Regions from separate parts of the Homo sapiens genome. Here region 1 is linked to region 2. The links are chromatin loops, found by intact Hi-C in ENCODE. Cell type or tissue: IMR-90. All regions are shown on one strand. Links, peaks and the distances in the headings refer to the core of each region. The heading gives the core; the rest is flanking DNA.

The links. Hi-C counts contacts between places; a loop is a spot of excess contacts. Peaks named below come from ENCODE experiments on the same cell type or tissue, not always from the same donor. Only the 100,000 strongest peaks of a DNase experiment are listed, where the experiment ranks them.
Region 1: it touches region 2 in a loop (2.0-fold over the local background); 2 of 110 quality-filtered maps call a loop at or near these places.

Annotation. Positions count from the first base shown.
Region 1 is chr4:141,624,028-141,632,435 of GRCh38, reverse strand. No RefSeq gene overlaps it. Among named protein-coding and RNA genes, the nearest start is that of IL15, 8.4 kb to the left of the region's middle. RefSeq lists an enhancer at 6,792-7,506. In IMR-90, for the core only: no CTCF peak of the experiment used is centred there; no DNase peak of the experiment used is centred there.
Region 2 is chr4:141,565,256-141,573,663 of GRCh38, reverse strand. LINC02276 (long intergenic non-protein coding RNA 2276) reads left to right here. Exons shown (of 4, transcript XR_939262.3): 3 at 3,682-3,732; 4 at 4,740-4,926. Among named protein-coding and RNA genes, the nearest start is that of LINC02276, 7.7 kb to the left of the region's middle. In IMR-90, for the core only: no CTCF peak of the experiment used is centred there; DNase peaks (open chromatin) are centred at 2,093 and 4,313.

The DNA.
Region 1 (8,408 bases), core at 314-8,313, 59 kb before region 2:
AGGGGCTTAAGTAGAAAAAAGTGACAAGTTCATATGCTACCAGTACTATTCTGAACAGTCATTTAATGTTGACCTTAACAATTAAAATCTAGTTACAAAACATTAATAAACCTATTTAGATTTATAATCTGAGAGTATATTATAAATGTATGTAATGGATCTTGTCAGCATTTATTTTAATGACAAATTGTAAAAAGGAATTTTACTTCTCTTCACATATATTGGCTAAAACATGGCAAATACATATTCCTTGAATTTGTTCTATGATTAAAATTCACGCATTTTTTACAACACATAATAACCTTTACAAAAAGTGTAAATCAAGTCAATACCAATAATAGGTTTATGTTAACAAAGTTAAACTGGCATTGGTTTTGACTCTATGGCTAGCAAATAGTTGGCCTTCAATAAATATTTGTTATATTAATCTTGGTTAAAAAAAACCCTCTTGTTTCATAGTTTAAATACTTGCTAGAATCAAAATCTAGAAACTTATAGATATGTGTGTATGTATGTGTGTATATATGTATGTATGTAAAAAAGCTCTTTCCATTATCATGAAATGATTTGATAATTTGTATATTTGTGTAACTTCATTCTGTGGTTTATGTGTGTTTAATCCTACAATCACTTTTCATTAAATTGTCAACTAAAATTTCTTCATAATATATATTAAAATTAGTTCTAATTACTGGTTAAAGTATCAATATAGGGTTCTGATCACTGGCTAAAATATCATTGATTTTGTTATTATGGTTGTGTGGGAAATTACCTTGATGAAATGGTAGCCTCCAGTTACTACCCTAAAAGTCTCAGAATAGAAAAACTTGCAGACCAAATAAAGATGCCCAAATAACATGGTATATTAAATGAATTTAAAACACACAATGAGATGTAAAAAAATGGGGTACCAGGTTAACACAAAGTGTAGGGTACAATTGTGTGAAAGGATCTCACTACCCAAATCCTGAATTATATAATCTTCACATAAACACAGCTATCTCCCTCCCTATGTTTCTCAGTCTCTGCCATGTCAACCTTCTCTGCTGATGCTGTGGTGACAGGGACCAAGGCTGAGGTTTGAATAAGAATGGAATGCACAGACGGAAGTTACCTAGGGCCAAAACACACACTCTCCCAGAGAGTGTGTTAGTCTGTTTTCATTTCCATAAAGGAATACCTAAGACTGGATAATTTATAAAGAAAAGAAGTTTAATTGGCTCATAGTTCTGCAGGCTGTACAGGAAGCATGGCAAAGGCCTCTACTCAGCTCTTGGGGAGGCCTCAGGGAGCTTTTACTCATGGCAGAAGGTGAAGTGGGAGCAGGAATGTCACATGGTGAGAGCAGGAGCAAGAGAGAGGAAAGAGGAAGTGCCAGGCTCTTTAGACAACCAGATCTCATGTGAACTCTGGAGAACTCACTTATTACCATGGGGAGGGCACCAAGCCATTCATAAGGGAACCACCCTCACGACCCCAAGGTTTCCCTTTGACTTTCATGACTTCCCACCAGGACCCATCTCCAACACTGGGGATTACATTTCAACATGAGATTCAAAGGGGACAAAACTCCAAACCATATCAGACAGACATAGGAGCAAAATTCTTTTTCAATTAGCCTCCTAAACAACTATGGGTTTTATCTACACCTCATGAACACAAAACATGTGAATAGGTTAGAATGGGACCATGTTGGATGTCACCAATAATAGCCAACTTAAAGATTATATCTAAAAATGCCTGCATGAAAAGGGCATGATCATAACTACAACTTTCTATCCTTTTCTATTATAAGTAATATGCTTGTTCATTCTAGTATATATTTCATTTATTCTACCTTTAACATGTGTTTCAGGTTACAAACTTACCATCTATTTAACACATCAATAAATTTTGCCATACCAATAAGCTACTCTCTTTTGCATTGTTTATATTTAACATACATCCTATAATTTTTTGCTAAATATTCTCTAATTATATAGCAGAGTCATATTATGGCAGTTCTTCGTGATTACTTATTTTATTTATTTGAGACTTGTGTGCTTTTTGGCTTTGTCACATTTATAAGTTTTTATTATGCGTCAAGCTTGATGTCCTCAACTAAAGGCTCTCCTGACCTGTAGCATCATGTCTGTTCTGATACTGAAACTTTCTCCTTCACATTTATGCCACTCCCTCCGACGTGACACCATCTTGGATCTCAATAACTCTCTGAAATGAAATCAAATCTGCTATAACCTGTGGGGGAATACAGATTGTGTATATACATAGATTCAATCCTGAGTCTATTCTCTACTCATACTTTATATTCTAAGCATGCCTTATACCCTAAATGTAAGCAAGAACAGTGCTTAACAATTTCCTAAGGTATGTTCTGACAAGTTTCCAAGATAAACAACAAGTCTTTATCTAAATAAACAACAGATCAAAGAAGAAATCACAGAAGAAACTATAAAATACTTTGAACTGAATGATAACGAAAACAAAACATACCAATATTTGAGTGACGCAGCTAACGGCTTTTAGAAATTTATAGTTATAAATACTCGTATGACAAACAAAAAGATCAAAATCAATAGAATAAGCTCCTACCTTTAGAAAAAGAAAAATATACACAAAGTAAATTAAAGGAAACAAGAGCTGTAATGGAAGAAGAAAAGGAAAGAAAACAAGTTACTTATTTGAAAAGATCAATACAATTAGTAAATCTTTAGCTAAATTGTTTTTAGCTAATTGATTAAGAAAAAAGAGAGAAAATATAAATTACCAGCATGAGCATTGAAGCAGCAGACATTACTAATATACTGTACACATCAAAGGATAATAAGGAATATTAAAAACAGCCTTATGGCAATAAATTTGACAACTTGATAAAAAAGGACAAACTTGAAAGCCACAATTTATGAAAGCTCACATAAAAAAAGTTTAAACTGATCTATGTCTATTTTAGAAATTAAATTTATAATTAAAATCCTTCCCACAAAGGAAACTCCAGGACCAGATGGTTTCAATGGCAAATTTCATTAAACAATTAAAGAAAAAATATTAATAATACCAATCATACACAAATTCTTTAAGGAAACATAGGAGAAAAACACTTTCTAACTTACTGTAGAAGTCCAGAGTTATTCTGCCAAAACCAAAGATATTACAAGAAAATAAATCTGCAGATATAGTTACATCTTTTCTAAACATTGCACAAAACTTCTTAACAAAATATTAGCAAATCTAATCCAAAAATGTATAATAAGGAACAAGAGCAGCTAGAGATCTTCCATGCAATGTGTAGCTGATTTAACATTTGAAAGTCAGTCAATGTAATTTTCCATATTATTTGAATAAAGAAGAAAACCATCCGAAAAAATTTAGTGTTCAGCCATGATAGAACACTTCAGCAAAATAGAAATAGAAGGAAACTCCCTCAACCTGATAAAAGGCATCCACCTAAAGTCTACAGCTAACACCTTATTTTTAGAGAAAGATTAATGCTTTCTCCAAAGTTAGCTATACGCAAAGATGTCTCCTCTCATCACTCCTATTCAACTGGAACTGGGTATCCTAGACAATGAAGAGTAACAAAAATAAATAAATATTTAAATAAATAACTAATATTGGGAAGAAATAGGTAAACTGTCTATATTTGCAGACAACAAATTTATGAGGAACCTACCAAAAATTTCTGGAATGATAAGTGAATTTAGTAGTGTCCCAGGATACAAGATAAATATGTAAACATCAATGATAATTTCTTATTTAAGCCATTAATAATAAGAAATTAAAATTTAAAAACTACAATTTACAAAAGCATCCAATACAGAATACTTAAGCATAAAGTTGACATCATGTACACTGAAACTACAAAATACAGTAGTCCTCTGCCTTATTGGTGGTTTTGCTTTCCAAGGTTTCTGTTACTCGAGCTGAACCACAGTTTAAAATATGTGAGTACAGTACAATAAGATATTTTGAGAGAGAACACATTCACATAACTTTTATTACAGCATATTGTTGTAATTTTGCTATTTTATTATTAGTTATTATTGTTAAGCTCTTACTATGCCTAATTTGTAATTAAGCTTTAATCTTAGATAGGTATATATAAGAAGAAACATAATATATGCAGGGTTTGGTACTATCTGCAGTTATGGCATCCACCAGAGGTCTTGGAATGTATGCTCCACAGATAAGGAGGGACTACTATGGTATTGGTGAGAGAAACTGAAGATGACATAAATTAGAGGTTGGTAAACTATGGCCTGCTGTTCATGCTCTGCTTTTGTTTTTAGAATACATCTATACTCATTTGTTTACATATGGCTATGGCTGCTTTTGCAATTGAGAAGTTGCAAGAGAGACCAAATAATTTAGCAAAACTTAAAATACTTACTGCTTTGCTCTTTACGGAAAATGTTTGCCAACCCCTCATAAATTCTTGGAGAGATATACCATGTCTATGAATTAGAAAATTTAATGCTGTAAAGATGTCAGTTCTTCCCAAAGATATCTATAGATTCAATGCAATCGCAGCAGGCTTTCTTGTACAACTTGATGAAGGGATACTAAAAGTGAAATGCAAATGAGGAACCTAGCAGAGGCAAATACATTTGAAAAAGAATAAAGTTGTAAGACCTGTACTACCAGATATCAAGACTTAATATGAAGCTTTAATAATCAAGTATATTCATGGCATAAAGATAGACAAATCAATAGAACGGACTAGAGAGGCCAGAAATAAACCCACACACATATGGCCAATTGATTTTGACAATTGTGCCTAAGTAAGAGAATGAAAGAATAATCTTATCAACAAATGATGTAAAAACAACTGGATGTGTTGGTGGAAAAAATACTCTAAATTTCCCAGCTTACATCATACTTAAAGTTAACTAAAAATGGTTGAGAGATCTAAATACAAAAGCTAAAAATGATAAAACTTCTTAAAAAAAAGCATAGGAGAAAATTTTCACAATCTTGGAGTAGGCAAATATTTCTTGGACAGAACACAAAATGTACTGATGATGAAAGAAAGAAAAAGATGACATAACTGGGTTTCATCACAGTATAAACTGTTTTACCCTCTTTAAGGTCCAAAATGACTACCAATACATTAAAAGTTTTGGGGTCTCATGTAATTTTAAAATCCTGTTTGATCTTATTTGATTTATTTCTCAAACTTATTGGCGTTAGAACCCTTTAACAGAACACCAATTAATCTTTTATAGAACTTGTATTGCAGAAAACACACTTACAAAGTGCTAGTGAAGACACATTTTTTTTCTTTTGGAATAAACTTTATTATCAAGGCTAATTTAGGGGCAAAGAGCCAGAACAGCCAAATAGTTATTTTTGCCATGGAATGTGCTGTATTTGATGCACTTAAATTTTACTATAATGCTTCTAATGTTGGGGAGTTATAAACATTTCTCAATAGCAGTAAATATTCTTTAAAACAGCATTCTATAATAGCTGTACAATTTAATTAACGTGCTGTATGAATAGGTGTTTACACTTTTATTTACTTTTTATTCCAATCAAGATATCCTCATATAAAATTCAGCTGGAGAATCTGAAAATTTAAACTTAAGGTCACACTCATTAAAGTGGTCTAAAACACATTGCCAGGAAGAGTTCTTAGTCCTAAAAGTCCTACAAAGAAACTTACTATATTTCAATTTATTTTGAGAGGAACTGGAGCATAGGGAAATAAGGTGATTCTTACCTAATGAAAAATCCAAGTAATGGCAGAATGCAGAACAGATACCTTGACAAGTGACGGGGATAACACTAAAGTTTTTCAGCTGTACATATTAAATTAAAAGAGACAATAAAGATTAAGTTTCAATATATCCCCAATATGAACTAATCAAAAACCAGCATTGGTCCAGTGTAAGAAAGAGTTGTCAATAAATAGTATATTAATAAAATACACCACAGAAGTAACCATTCTCATGCAGCTGAAAGAGCAAAGAAATTTTAGGTGAATGTAATATAATATTTGGGTTCTTATCCAAAACAACAAGAAAATGTGTTATATATTCCAAGAAAGCATTTAAAGGTTTATTATTGATTGCATAAACTCAGAAGCTCACACAATATTGAAAGGCAATTTCTCTGAAAAATGGCTTTCAAAGGTAAGGTTTGGCAGTTTTGTTCTATTTGAAACATGAATAAGAAATGAGATTATTGAGCAGGCAAGGAAAATCTTATGTTTGCAAAGTTTACTTTAATGCTCAAACAGTGAAAATTGCAAAGGTGTTGGAAATAGTCATGCATGGTATTTGAACATCCTTTCATTCATACAAAAATAATGAACTATGAGGTATATACGTTGTGTTGAAAGCCTTGGTATTTTATTTGCACATCTCACCACACATAGAAAGGTCTTCTTTTTAAAATATATGCTTGTTTACATTTATATTGTAAACCACAATGTATCTGAGGTCTGTCTTAATTGATTTAGAAGTTTATTTTGCCAGGGTTAAGGATGATGACCTGTGATAAAACCTCAGGAAGTCCTGAACATGTGGGCAAAGCAGTATGGTTACAGCTTGATTTTATACATTTTAGGGAGACAGAAGTTACAGGCGAAGACATAAATCAGTAAATCTGAGGTATACATAGGTTTGGCCTGGAAAGATGAGACATTTTGAAGCAGGGAGCTTCCAGGTCATAGGTGGATTTAAAGATTTCTTGGTTGGCAATTCATTGGAAAACTCAAGCTTTCCATAAAGAAATGAAGTCAGCTTGAATTAAGATAAGTAGGGGATTATGGAGGCCAAGATTCTTGTCAGGTAGATGAAGATTCCAAGTAGCAGGTGTCAGAGAGATAGATGTGCATGTCTTTTACTGGACATTAAAAGGTATCAGACTCTTTGGAAAGAACTCCTTAAGTAAGAAGATTCTCTAAAAAATGTAAATTCCCCCACCAAAGATAGCTTTTCAGGGCTATTAAAAAATATGTCGAGTAAGTATATTTTGGGATAAAATACTTTTATTTCCTTCAGGGCCCATTATCTGTCATTTGACATTATACCAGAGTCAGGTTGGAGTAGCCAAACCCCCAACTCAGCAACTTGTCTAGGAATGGGGCACAGGCTGAAGACTGCTCTCTACAATCTTAGATGCAAGAAAAAAACTCAAATTTGCCTTCCTCAACGGAAGTAAGTGATAACTCCAGAAAGGAGTTAAACTGCTCTCCATTGTCATGGAAACAATCTTAGGATCTCTATTGTAATGTTAATGATTGGTCACTTTTATCTAGACTCCAAAAGGAAGCGGGTATAATGAGGCATGTCCAATCCCCTTTCCCATCATGGTCTAAACTAGTTTTTCAGATTTCTTTGAAATCCCCTAGGTTGAGAGAGTCATCTATTCAAGTTGGGAGACTCCCTAAAATGAATGAAATCAAGCTGTAACTGATCCACCTTGCGCACATGTTCTCAGCACCTTCTGAGACTGCGTCACAGGTCACGATCCTTAACTTTGGCAAAATAAATCTCTAACTTGAGACCTGTCTCAGATACCTTTTGGTTTACAAATTGGTGATCAATGGAAGGGACCCAGGGTGGAGGTGCCCTGACTTTTCACAAATCTTCTCTCAGTGCTTGTTACCAGCTTGGGCTCTTTATTGCTCAAACCATGAGGACAATCTGCTGAGGTGAAAGAGCTTCCCCACTCCAGAGAATCTCTCAAATTTGGAGTGAAATCTAAGGTTCATTTTGCTGTACAGAAAAACAAACAAACAAACAAACAACCCTCCTTTTCTGGAGTTTTGCTCTCTTCCAATAAGGAAGGCAAATTTCCTTGCTTCCGTGACAAAGACGAGCAGTTTAACTTTTTTTTCTGGAGTTTCCACTTGCTTCCACCAAGGAAGGCAAGTTTGAGTCTTTTTCCTGCTTCTAAGATTGTAGAGAGCAGTCTTCAGCCTGTGTCCCATTCCTAGATAAGTTGCTGAGTTGGGACTTGGGCTTGAAATTTCTGCTTAATGACTAAAGGTTTAGGTTGACAATCAGTGAGTCTTAATTTTTCCTCACTTTTAGAGTGTTCAGTAATTGTATACATTGTGTGATCATTTGCTTATTTTCTTTAAATTTGTTATTTGCCTGTACCTGTTTTTATTGTTGCCTTTTGTTGTTTCGGCCCTCCTTTCATTGGGTTTGACCAACTCTATCAGGTTTGGTCAAATCTGAAGGAAAGTCTCAAATTATGGGGAACAAGGCCTCTAAATTGGTTGAAATTCCCACAGCTGCAAAACAAAGGCAGGGGGAAGGGGGAAAAAAAAGTACATCAAAAAGAAAAATTAAAAAATTTGACTACATGGGGGGCTTCATGTACCCAACAAGGCCACTTTTTGCTAGCCAAGCCTAAACTGAAAGAGCAATGGCAGCCACCTCATGTTGTAGTTCAAC
Region 2 (8,408 bases), core at 60-8,059:
ACAGGCATGAGCCACTATGCCCAGCCAATGGTCTCATATTTTGAATACAACTTTATTGTCAGCCAATACCAAAGCTCAATGTTGAATATATGTCAGAGAGATGGCCTTGTAAACCCAAATTTTATCATTTTATTTGCCTATCTTTAGTACCTCATGTAAATGGAATCATATAATATTTGTCCTTTTGTGTCTGACTTATTTCACTTAGTATAATGTTCCAGTGTTCATCCATGTTGTAGTATGTATCATACTTCCGTTGATTTTCAAGGCTGAATAGTATTCCACTGTGTGTATATAGCACATTTTCTTTATGCATTCATCTGTTGATGGACGTTTGGATTGTTTCCATCTTTTAGCTATTGTGATTAACACTGCTATGAACACCAATGGACAAGTACCTGTTTGAATGCCTGCTTTTAATACTTTTAAATATATACCCAGAAGCAGAATTTCTGAATCACATGGTAATTCTACGTTTAACTTTTTGAGGAATTGCCATACTCTTTTCCACAGAGGCTGCACCATTTTATATTTCCACTAGCAGTGCAAAAGGGTTCCAACTGTTCCACATCTCTGCCAACACTGGCTGTTTTCAGTTTTTCTGGGATTTTATTTCTTTATTTGTTTCATGATAGTCATCCTAATGGGTGTAAAGTGGTGTCTCATTGTGGTTTTAAATTGCATTTCCCTACTGATTAGTGATGTTGAGTATATTTTCACTTGCTTCAGTTGTATTTGACATAAAACTGGGCATGGTGTATGGAAGAGCATGGAAGCTGTATTCAGGTACACTAGGTTAGAATTTCAAGTCAAATAAGTACCACTATATGAATCAGAATAATTTATTTAAAGTTTGAGCTTCAGTGTGCTCATTTAGAAAGTGAGGGAAAAAATACTGATTTTGCAGTGTTTAAGGTACACGTTCAAATGATGATATTATTAATATTCTAAAATAAGAAAATCAATTAATGTTTAATTTCAAGATACTAGATGTGTTGGCAAAATTCCAAGTGAGAGTTCAGTGTTTCTAGTAGTGAAGAAATTCTCTACTTCCCAAGTCATTTAACATCACATTAAAAGAGAAATGAAGATAGTCCTTAAAATAATAAGACTACTGATCATAAACTTGTATTTTAACGTATAAAAGTTACAGTGAAAAAAAATTTAATGTCTTTTAAAAAATAAAACACAGCCCACATTTTTCCCCCTCTTCTTTACTCCCAAATCCTTTTGCATGGTTAAAGATTTAAGTTAAATAACAGAAGAAATTCTAAATTTCTTGTAATGGAGGGGTTTGAAGAAACAATTAAATCTTCAGCTACCAGCAGACATTTTTCAGTAACAGACAAAGGTGATATTTTGTTTAACAGAGACAGAGAATTAGGTTTAGTGGTGCTTTTGGGGAAGAGTGATAGATCTAACTCCCCTATCTAAGTGAGAACCATTATTTTGAATAAATACTTCCATGTCAGAGAAAATGGAGACCAAGACCCTGTAATATAGACAAAAGAAAGGGAGGACGGACACAGGACTGCCCACTCCTTTTCAAGCAGAAATCTGTTACAAATGAAAGCAGTATTTATTAAAACATTTATTTTCTGACTTTCTGCCAAGTTATATCAAGTAGATATGGAGGACGATCTGAGAAGTAATCCGGCTTGCAGCCATTAATCACACGTCACTGCTTCACCTTGGGTGTTTAAGAACTCCCCTTTTGCCGAAGCAATGGATGACTATGCAGAGATTCATGTTATGACTTTTAAAACAAGAGTCTCAGATATAAAAATCTTGTACTCATAACATACTGAACACGCAAGACTTCCACTGAACTATTTCTTGAATAAATTAAAACATATTTGTCAGCTTATTTGATTAGTGCCTATACCGACATCTCTTGAGAAAAATGAGTGAGTTTTCATGGCTCCCATTGAAACGCTTAGGTTAATGATTATGGTAATCTTTTCTTGTACCTCCAGAATGAAAAGCACACAAAGTGGAAACAATCATTTTTTATAAAAATGACTCAGACCTGGGGTTGAATCCTTGCACTAGCACTTAATATCTGTGGGTGGCCTATGCCAAGTTACTTAATCTCAGTGAGCTTCAGTTTTCTCATTGCTGTGATGGGGATAACATTACCAGCCTCACAGGACTGGTGGCATCATGAAATGTGATGTTGGTGAATGCATCTGGCACAGTGCCAGACTAGCAGATATTCAAAATAACTTTGTTTCTATCTTTTCTTTTAACTGTTGTATTTATTTTTCTTAATTATAAACTTTCCATGAATGTACGACTCATCTCTCCAACTTTATATATAAGCTTCTCAAGGGTAGAAAAATTGTATCTCCTTTTTCTTCTATATGAATATAGGGCACTACACATAGTAATCAATATGGTATGTCTTTTTTCCTAATTATAAAAATAATATATTTTCACTTTAGCTGATTTAGAAAGTACTGAGACTGTAAAGAAAAGTATTTTAAATTGCCCATAATACACCATAGAGAGAGCCACTCATAACTCTTTTTGACATATTTCCTGCTAGTATTTTCCCTGTGTGTGTTTTTAATAATTAGGATCATGCAGTACTAAGAGATTTGTGGTGTGTTTAACTTTATACAATGAACATTTCTCATATCAGTATTTTTTAATGTGAATTTTAAAAGCTGCATAATAGTCCATCGGCTGAATGTTCATGTTTTATTTTTTCACACCACTACTTTTGCACATATTTCCAAATTTCCACTATTATAATTAATAATTCATAAAATGAAAGTGCACATGAATCTTTGTGAAAATTTCTTGTGATTACATTAAAAAATTCCATTCAGTGGAATTAAAAGATTAAACGTAGAATACTTTTTAAAGGACTCACCCTTTTTACCCCCAAATTAATATAACTTTATGATTTTTACTTATTTATAAAGGAGTCCTAATACAGTATTTAAGCATTACAAATATTATTCCTGTGGAAAACCACTATATCTCTTGTTTATTGCTGTATTCCCTGTGACTTGCACATTATAGCAGCCCCAGAGATATTTGTAAAGTTAACCTGAATTACCTTAAAACCTTGGCACTATTGACATTTTGTCATGGATAATTGTAGAATGGTTAGCCACATCTCTGAATTTTCCCTGCCTGAAGCCAGTAGCACTTCCTCAATTGTGACAATCAAAAATGTCCTCAGTATTGCCATATGTCCCCTGAGGGGAAAAAAGCTTTCCCTTACACACAGCTACTGAGAAATATTGCCTTACAAACTAAATGCAAAACATCAGCAATTTCACTAGCTGTAAATACAATCTTTAACATTGTGGTGCATATCACTTGTCTATGAATTTTCACATCTATATTAATTTTTAAATAGGAACATAATATTTATACACTTTTATAGCATGTTGTTTATGTTTAATTACTTAAAGTATCTTGGGTTTCCATCTCTAGCAATGATAAAGATTTCTTTCATTCTCTTTAATGGCTGAATAGTGTTCCATTGTGTGGAGGCACCAAAATTTCTATAACCAATCCCTATTGATATATATTCTGGTTGTTCTGAATTTCTTTACTATTATAGAAACTATGTCAGTTAAATACAAATATATATTTGTATATACATATATACATATAAAAACACAATACATTCATCTTTAAATTCTCATCCACTTTCTTCATTAGGATAAATTCCCAGAAGTGGAAGACATTGCCAAGTTTTTCTTCAGAAAGATGGTACCAATTTATAGTTACAGAATTAAATTTAAGAATATGCGAACTGTTCCAATTTTTATTTGCTTTTCTAATTTAATTTGAGAAGGTACAGATTCCCCCATACCCTTGTCATGCCTGATCTTATCAGTGTTTTACTTTTTTTCAGATATTTTATAAGAAATAAGTATTTTCATCTTAACTTATATTTCTTTGATTACTAGTGAAGTTGTGTATCTTTTCATATATTTTGAGGACAACTGGCATATCATCATATGTTAATTGCCACTTCTTATGCTTTGCCAGTTCTTTTGGGGGGTGTTATTCATTTATTTTCTTAAATATTTGTAAAGGCTTTTCATATGTTAGACGAAAATAAAAGAGAAGAAAGAGTAGTAAAGTTATTGGCTGAGCGAGTCAATAGCAAATTAGGGGTCTTTAAAATATAGATATTCTAAATCAGTGATTCTTAAAGTGTTTGCTATGGACCTTTGGGAGATCTGGAAGATTAACGGCAGTTTCATACTAATACCAAATGTTACTGTCTATTTATCTTTTTACTCTCATTCTCTCATAAGTGTACAGTGGAGTTTTTTAAAGGGTAAATGACGTGGTGACTTTATTTTTCTACTAACTAATGGAATGTGTGACTTTATATTCAGGAATTTGTAGAATTCTCTAAGATAATAGCTTTAGAATGTGTGCATATATATGCATTTTGAGATATTAATTTATATTTATCTCAGTATTTCTAATGTGCCCTTTTTAGTTATCTTTTTTACATCTTTTATAATCTTTTACTTCATTATTGTCCAAAATATAATTATTTTGAAATCCTGAAATTTTCCTTATATTTCTATAGAAACCCAAAACAAAATAAGTGTACATTGTGTTCTTGTTTAGTATTGATATTTTAATTGTTTGAAAATTTTTCTAATTTTTAAAAATTTCCCTAATACTATTATTTTAGTTAAGTAATATTATTCTAAAGTAAGTATAATTGACTTATACTATTTTTTCTTGTATTTAAGGATGAATTCTTGGCCTGAAAAAGGGGAATCAAAAGACGTGCTTTCCTGTGCTTCAGCTGCAATGTCTATTTCTCAAGACGCTGAAAAAGATGATTTAGAGTTTTATGATTAATGGAAGGGAGGAATCTACTCTAAAGAAATTGGATAATACTATAAATAAGAAATAAAAATTATTTGACAAAAGCTATCTTCCCCTTAGGGATTATATGTACTACTGATTTACCTTACTGTATCTTATTCAACAGAACGTTTTCAAATAGTATCATATTGCCAGTTACATTGTGGTATCATTTTGAGACAAATCATTTGGGGTTATTAATATAAAGAATTGGACAGTTTAAATGTAGATGTGATAAGCTATTTTAAAATTCAAAATTGTTACAGCTTTTCAACTCAAAATGAAGAAGCCAATGACGCATCTTACAGAATAACTTATATACTGCATTGGCTAGAGAAGCACATACAATAGCTGAGAGACTAATAAAGCCTTATATGGTTGACATTGTTAATACCTACTGGTGAAAAGTTAGTAAAGTAAATCATGACACTGACACTTTCCAATGACACAGTAACTTGCCACATTAAAGATTTAGCTGCAATCATGGAAGCTGAGTTAATATCTGCAGAGTTGTACTTTTGCCTTGCGAAATCTACAGGCTTGGCTTTATTTGCTGTTTTACCTGTATTCATACAGAATCAGTACCAACCAATCATAGAAGTTTTCCTGTTTGAATTATTGACAACAAGTGCAAATGGTGATGAAATATTCCATGTGCTTATGTTGATCACCTCCTTTTCAGTTGTTGATGAGGGAGCAATTCTCATCCTAAGGTTATGGAGATGACCAAACATACAACACCCAACACTGAACAGATGAGATCGACCACGGTATATTAGTCACACATACTCACAGCCTGGAGTAGGAGCACACCGCACCATGTTAGGGCCACATGAGGGTAACACTTGGGAAGAGAGTGAACAAATAAAGGGTTGTCGGGGGGCAGGCTTTGGTAGTATCAAGAAGGTGGGGCACCCCTGGTTCCCAAGGGAAGATGCCATTGTCTTATTTAAATAATTCCATAGTTTGGCAGGGATCTGAAAGCTACCACTCAGGATAAGCCGGAATTACATTCATTTGATTTGATAAGGATTACTTGGCTAAGGCACCTTATCTGTAGGATCAGAATGGGGAGGGAAACTTGCAGCTAGGCCATTGTTTAGGCACCAAACTGTAACAGTAGTCACTGCAATTTTTCCTGCTGTACTCTCACAGAAAAAAAAAAAAAGTCGCTTTCACTTAAGAATGCCCTTGATGTCCTTGATGAAACAGTAAACATTATTCTTTTCATTAAATATCAACCATTGAGTAAACATCTTTCGAATATATTTTGTATAAGGAAATGGAAAGTACAAATAAAACACTTCTATACACTGAAGTACAATGGCTGTCTCCAGGAGGAGCACTTGTGATCATTCAAGTTGCGAACTGATCATGCTGCTTTTTAATGGAACACTACTTTTATTGAAAAAATGAATGACAGATAAACTCAGGTTATTCATACTTAGGTATTTGGAAGACATCTTATCCTTCAAAGAAAACAACAGACAGTATTTATTGGCAATGATAAAATTTGAGCTTACAAGTGAAAATTTAAATTGTTAGAAAACTTGTGTCTGTTCCTATGAACTTGACAGTTGCCCAATACTTAGTAACTTTTCTGATGAGGTCAGTAGTGATATTGAATAATATGATTATTTGATGTATAATGGAATATATCATTTGGAAAATATTCATAACTCACTGAACTGATATTTTCCAAATGTACACAGTTACGAAAGCATGTAAGAGTAAATGGCTGATTAAAAGTGCTAGTTAGACAATGGATTTTAATGTAATAGAGTGTAAAAAGCTCGTTGGTATGTTGTCAAATTCCACACTAATCTTTTAGAAACTAATATTGGTCAAGTTTTACTGTAGTATCAGAGAAGAATATTCTCAATTACACTTAGGTGCTGCATAACAACCACATTTGTGATGGACCGCATACCAGAATGGTCTCATAAGATTATAATAGAGCTGCAAAATTTATATTGCCTAGTGATATCGTAGCTATTATAATGTGGTAAGGTAAGGGATTACTTACATATTTGTGGTGATGCTGCTGTAAACAAACCTATTCCTCTAGAAGAGTCTCAGTCAGGTCCTTCAGAAGGTATCCAGAACAAGGCATTGTTATCACAGGAGATGACAGGTCCTTGAATGTTATTGTCCCTGAAGAACTTCCCATGGGACAAGATGCAGAGGTGGAAAGCAGCGACATTAATTATTTTGACCCTGTGTAGGCTGTTGGTTATTGTCAGTAGGTTATTGTTACTGAAATCAGCCTCCCCAATAACTTGAGGGCTAAGGTTTTTCAAAGATAGTTCAGGGGAGGGGGTGAGGGTGGCTAGGCAATGGGTGCTTGCTGCTGATTTTGGGGGGTTGTAATCATATAGAATGGGAAATTGTCCTCATGTGCACTGAGTCACTTCTGGGTGCAGCCACAGGAGAGGATGGCAGGTCTAGGTGGAGCCATTGGTCTTCAGGCATGCAAAAACCCTGTGAAAGGCCAATCTTAGGTTCTACAATAGTGATGTTATCTGCAGGAGTATTTGGAGAAGTTGCATATCTTGTAACCTCTGGAACTGTGGCTGGCAATCCTTTATTGTGTATAACCTAGCAGAGTTCAGGCTCCTCTATCCTCCTAGCATGGTGGTCTCTCATTAGCTTTCAAAGGTGGTTGAATTTTAGAGAAGGGCTACTACCACTTAAACTATCAACTAAATGTCTCCTAAAGTTAGCTTGGCCTAGGCCTAGGAATAATTAAGGGCAGACTGAAGATCAAAGGCAAGAAGGGGGTTGGCCAGATCAGATCTTCTTCACTGATATAATTTTCTCACTGTTATAATTTTTGCAAAGGTAGTTTCAGCCTAAGTGTACACTGTTTATAAAGTCTACAGTAATGTCCCAAGCTTTCACATTCATTCACTAATCTCTCACTGACTCATTCAGAGCAACTTACTCTCCTGCAAGCTTCATTCATGGTAAGTTCCCTACACAGGTGTAGCATTTTTTATCTTTTATGCCATATTTTTGCTGTACATTTTCTATGTTTAGATACACTAATACCATTGTGTTACAACTTCCTACAGTATTTAGTACAGTACATGCTGTACAGGTTTGTAGCCCTAGGAGCAATAGGCTATGCCATATAGTCTAGGTGTGTAGTAAGCTAAACCATCTAAGTTTGTGTGAGTACACTATAATATTTGCACAAGGATGAAATTGCTGAATCACGCATTTCTCAGAAAGAATTCCCGTCCTTAAGCAACTCATGACCTGGAAACGCTGTTAAAAAAACTTACTCCTCTTCCAATTACACATCTGTGTGAAGCTAGTTTTTCTTTGTCCACTCAACCAAAACAACATATTAAAGCAGAGTGGATGTAGAAGCAGTCATGAGGATTCAGCTACATTTTATTAGGTAGACCTTCTGTGTTTGTGCTTTTTTTTTTTTTTTTTTTTTTGAGATGGAGTCTTGCTCTGTCGCCCGGGCTGGAGTGCAGTTACGTGATCTCGGCTCACTGCAGCCCCTGCCTCCTGGGTTCAAGTGTTTCTCCTGCCTCAGC